2 separate regions of the Homo sapiens genome follow, and region 1 is linked to region 2. Evidence: chromatin loops called from intact Hi-C (ENCODE). Cell type or tissue: mammary epithelial cell. All regions are shown on one strand.

The links. Hi-C counts contacts between places; a loop is a spot of excess contacts. Peaks named below come from ENCODE experiments on the same cell type or tissue, not always from the same donor. Only the 100,000 strongest peaks of a DNase experiment are listed, where the experiment ranks them.
Region 1: it touches region 2 in a loop (5-fold over the local background); 5 of 110 quality-filtered maps call a loop at or near these places.

The regions. Positions count from the first base shown.
Region 1 is chr3:127,970,136-127,972,635 of GRCh38, reverse strand. All of the region lies in intron 5 of KBTBD12 (kelch repeat and BTB domain containing 12), which reads right to left. Among named protein-coding and RNA genes, the nearest start is that of KBTBD12, 56 kb to the right of the region's middle. In mammary epithelial cell, a CTCF peak has its summit at 1,462 (motif pointing right); no DNase peak of the experiment used is centred here.
Region 2 is chr3:127,816,665-127,819,164 of GRCh38, reverse strand. All of the region lies in intron 2 of MGLL (monoglyceride lipase), which reads left to right. Among named protein-coding and RNA genes, the nearest start is that of MGLL, 4.6 kb to the left of the region's middle. RefSeq lists an enhancer at 619-1,818. In mammary epithelial cell, no CTCF peak of the experiment used is centred here; a DNase peak (open chromatin) is centred at 1,454; H3K27ac peaks cover 1,528 bases.

The DNA of each region.
Region 1 (2,500 bases), 150 kb before region 2:
CTATTTTGTGAAGAAGCACAACTACATTCTAAGCAGCTAGCTGAGTCCATCATCCAACAATACAGCAACTTCCTTATTTTGCCCTCAATGAGCTCTGTTAGGGCTGGAACCAAACATGTTTGTATGTGTATCTTTGGGGTTTAACATGGGCTTACTACCTAGAAAGGCATTCAATAAAGGTTTGTTGAATGAAAACCCAACAGACATCAGCCAGGCTCTTAACCCTGACTGCATGTTAGAAAAATCTGAAGATTTTTAAAAAATATTGATGCCCAGGCCCCATAACCAAATATTCTGATTTGATTTGTCTGGTATGGAGAGACAGTTTAGCCTACTGCTAAAAATATAGACTTTGGGGCCAGACTATCTAACTTTGAATCCCAAATTCAACATTTACCCTCTGTTTGACTTCTTTAGATGGCTTCAGTTTCTGCACCTTTAAAATAAGGGAAATAATAGTTGCAGGCTGTTGAGAGAATCAAATAAATTAACACATGCAAAGTGCTTAGAATTTTCCCTAGCACAGGGTAACCAGGTAACTGTCAGCTGTCAATTTTAATCTGCATTGGTTAGTAAAAGAATTCATTTTTGAAGTACTTCCCAGTGCATTTTCTCTTTCTGATAATTCAGATTTGTCCTCGACAGGCTTTTCACCATTAAGACTGTGCCACAAGACTAAACTAGAGGAGGCAGAGGGGTGATTTGAGGGAAGTTCTTGCTGGACAGATGGAGGAGGTAGAGAGCATTTCCAGTCCTGGGTGAAGGAAGGAAGATTTGGAGGGGCTGATACTAAGGTGAAAATGTTGTTTGGGTCCCCTAGAAGTTAGCCAAAGAAGATGATGAAAATGGCTCAGATGGGCTGAAGGCAGAAGGGACTTAGCCTGGACTCTGGGAAGAAATCCCCCTGCCCACAGCGGGTCCCACTGGCAGCCAGTATAGAGTTGAAGTGGAGAAACAGGAGGCCTCCCTGCTCCCTCAGCCTGCTCCCTGAGCTCCCCTGCCATCCTGGAGGAAGGGAAGACAGCCACAAGTGGCAAACAAGTGTGTACCGATGGGCTGCCATAGTAGGGAATGGGGGGACCCTGCACCAGAGTTCGGGGAAACAGACAGAAACCAGAGCCTGGCAAGAATATGCAGTTGAGTCTCAAAGGGCCAACAGCTGGAACAAGAGCCAAAGTGGGGGCTTTGTCAGCAGGGAGAAGGCTGAGCCCTCTGGGAGCAACTCCTCTTTGTGAGATATACAAGAATCCTGAGGGCACACTTGAGCTAGAAAACATGAGAGTGGCTCTTCGGTATTCAGTTCATTATGATTATCACCAAGATGCCCTCTGTCCAAGCCCACAGGGTCCCTTAAAAGGCAGGATTTCTGCGTGCCAACCACAGGAATCTTTTGCAGGTACCTAAGGCCACAGTGTTGTCATCCCTTGGATGTTCTTATAGCAGGGAATAGTTTCCTGCCACTAGGTGTCATCTGCCACCACTGTCTTCTCTGTCTCAGGAAGCCTAATTCTGTCTCTGGAATGGGCCATTTCTGCCTCTTTCACTCAAGGAACCTGCCTCTAAGCACCCTCACCATGGGCAGTTCAGCTTAATTCTCCTCATTAGTGTCAAACACCAAGCTGATTACTGTGAGGATATAAGAGAAGGAGTTCTGACTTTTTCACTTTAACAACAGCTTTATTGAGGTATAGTTCATATATCATAAAATTCACCCCTTGAAAATGTATAAAAAAATGGTTTTTTAGTATATTCACAGAGTTGTGCAGCCATCACCACTGTCTAATTTCAGAACATTTTCATCACTCCCAAAATAAATCCTCTGCCCATTAGCAGTCACTACCCATTCACCCTTTCTCCATTTTCTGGCAATCACAAATCTACTTTCTGCCTCTATCCATCTGCCTTTTCTGGACATTTCATATAAATGGAATCATGTGATATGTGGTCTTTTGTGATTGCCTTCTTTCACTTAGCATAATGCTTTCAAGGTTCATCTATGTTGTAGCAACTGTTAGTATTTCATTCCTTTTTATTGCCAAATGATATTCCACTGCTTAAATAGACAGTATTTTACTTATTTGTGTATTTTACTTATCTGTCCATCTGTGGATGGACACTTGGGTTGTTTCCACTTTTTGGCTGAGACGAATGCTGCTGCTGTGAACATTCAGGTACAAGGGTGGGCATATATTTTCAATTCTCTTGGATATATACCTAGGAGTGGGATTGCTGCATCGTATGGCAACTCTGTGTCAACCTCTTGAGGAACTGCCAGACTTTTCCAGAGCAGCTGCATTATTTTATATCACCAGCAACGTATGGTGGTTTTGATTTCTCCAAACCTCGACAATACTTGTTATTATCTATCTTTTTTTCATTGTAGTCATCCTTGTGGGTATGAAGTGTATCTCATCATGGTTTAGATTTGCATTTTCTTAATGGCTAATGATGTTGAGCACTAGATCATCTGTTTATATTCACTGGACAAGTGTCTATTCTG
Region 2 (2,500 bases):
CCTGGCTTAACCCGCTTTATGCAAGCAAATTCTGTCGTATAAACACCAGCCTCCTCGGACTGGACCCTGAGAAAGAGAAAGCATGTCTTGGGTTAGCCTTTACCATCAGTGCTGTTTTTAACGTAGCAGGCCAGAGTCTCCGTATTTCATCATCAGGAATCAGAACTTAAACCTCCATTTGGCAGTACCAAGGCAAATTCATGCTGTAGTGTTTACGGTAATAACAAATCTTATACTTAAGGCATGGCACAATTATCTCATATTAATTGAGTGCCAGGTATGTTCTAGGGTCTGGACTAGATTCTGTGCACACATGACCTCATTTTACCTTCACATCAATCTGTGAGACAAGTATTATTATTCTTACTATTCCCATTTTACAGATGAGGAAACAGAGGTCCAATGTTACAAAGTATCTTTCTCCAAATGACCCTGCTGGCAGTAGTGGGATTTGGTCCGCAATCTTCTGACATGGACCAAATCCAATTGTTCTCCTTACACCACCAAGCAGGACAGATTTCTTCTTTATAGGTAGTGTTTTCCTGATAAATTCTTACATTTTGGGTTAGGGTAAACATCATTTCCTAGGGTAAAGAGGAAGAGAATAATTAATTCTCCCTAATCGTTTGCTCATAATATATCAAAGGTGGGAAATCAGCTGGGTTCCGTGGTACACATCTGTAGCCCCAGAAACTCAGAAGACAGAGGCGGGAAATTCCTTGAGACCAGGAGTTTGAGACCAGCCTGGGCAACGTGTTGAAATTCTGTCTCTTAAAAAAAAAAAAAGATTAGAGATAGGTATCCCTTCTGAAAACAACAACAACAATAACAAAAAACAGAATTTATGCCCTTGCCTGACTGGCTGCCTTATCCAATTCAACATGCTGGAACTTAAAAATATTGGCCGGGTGCAGTGGCTCACGCCTATAATCCCAACACATCGGGAGGCTGAGGCGGGTGGATCACTTGAGGCCAGGAGTTCGAGACCAGCCTGGCCAAAAGTGGTGAAACTCCCTCTCTACTAAAAATACAAAAAATTACCGGGGTGTGGTGGCAGACGCCTGTAGCCCCCGCTACTCGGGAGGCTGAGGCAGGAGAATCGCTTGAACCCAGGATGCAGAGGTTGCAGTGAGCGGAGATCGCACCACTGCACTCCAGCCTGGGTGACAGAGCAAGACTCCATCTCAAAAAAAGAAAAAGGGGGGGATACTGGATCATGAGCAAATGTCCACTGATGCTATCAGCACGGCGATGGAGACTGGCCCATGGATGGGGGCAAGCCGCTTTGTGGGCTCTTGAGCTAGGAAGTCACAGTTTCTCTTGTGCCCCTTTGAGAAATATTTAGCACCTTTGTATTCAGCCAACCAAGTGGCTCTCAGTCCATAGAAAGACGTCTAGAAGTTAACTGTGAGAATTCCTTACCCATGAGCTCAGGTGAGGGAAGGGTGCGGTCTGAAAACATTGTGCAATATGATGACTTAGACTCCAAAAATATCCTCATTTGACACTGGATGACCAGGAAGGCTGGAGAGCAGGCTGTAATTATATGATTGTACAACTCTGACCCCTGCCAGGCAGTGAGTTCAAGGCATGGAGCAGACCATATTTGCTGTTCATCTGCAAGGCCCGGCATGAAGGAGGTGCTGAGTAGAGGGTTACCGAGTGGACACATCTCACTCTCATCTTTCCTCAGTGCTAGTCCATCCACCGGCTCATGCCACTTGGCCTTCCTGGCAGCCCCTCAACTCTGGAGAGCTGGCCCACTTTCTTTTCTGTAGCTTCTGTTATGATGATAAAAACTGGTGTATTGAAGGAACTGGCTTAAAGTGTGATTGTCCCTCCCTCGCTGATGTCCCAAGACACACGACTGGGAGGCCAGCCCTCCCCACTTCCTCCAGAGCCCTGCCCTCACACCTCCAGTAAGTGCCTCCTCCTTTAAATCTCTGTTTAGCATTTTGTTCCAAATTCCCCTGCATTTATGGAGACCTTCTGGAACATAAGCCCTTTCTCTGAACCTTACTGGCCTTGCCTTCTAGTCCTTTCTTGCCTCAGACCTCGGTCACGTGGCTTTTCTCTCCAGGAACTTTGTAGTCACCCCTCACCATGGCTCCCTCCTCTCCCACCTGGCCAGCTCCACCGGTCTGAGCTGCCTCGGGGCCAGGGTGCAGCCTGCATGGTTTTCAGGATTTTCCCGTCGGTGACATGGAGCTAGGTGCTGCAAGGGGAACACAGGCCGTGGATGGACTAGCAAGGGAGATTTGGCATTGTTTCTGGAACCTGCCCAAGTCCTCAGAACTGTGGCCGCTTTCAGTGGATCTAGAACCAATAAGACAGGGCTCCTCCCTCCTGCAGTTCCTTCCCTTGCTCCCGGGAGTGGGGCTCAGTGATGGTCCCCATCACAGCCCTCCCGTTCTAGGCCCATGTTGACCCCTTTCTCCATGAAGCCTTCACTCTCTGTGTGTGTCTACAGCAATGGGCAGTGCCATCCTCGGGCACTTCC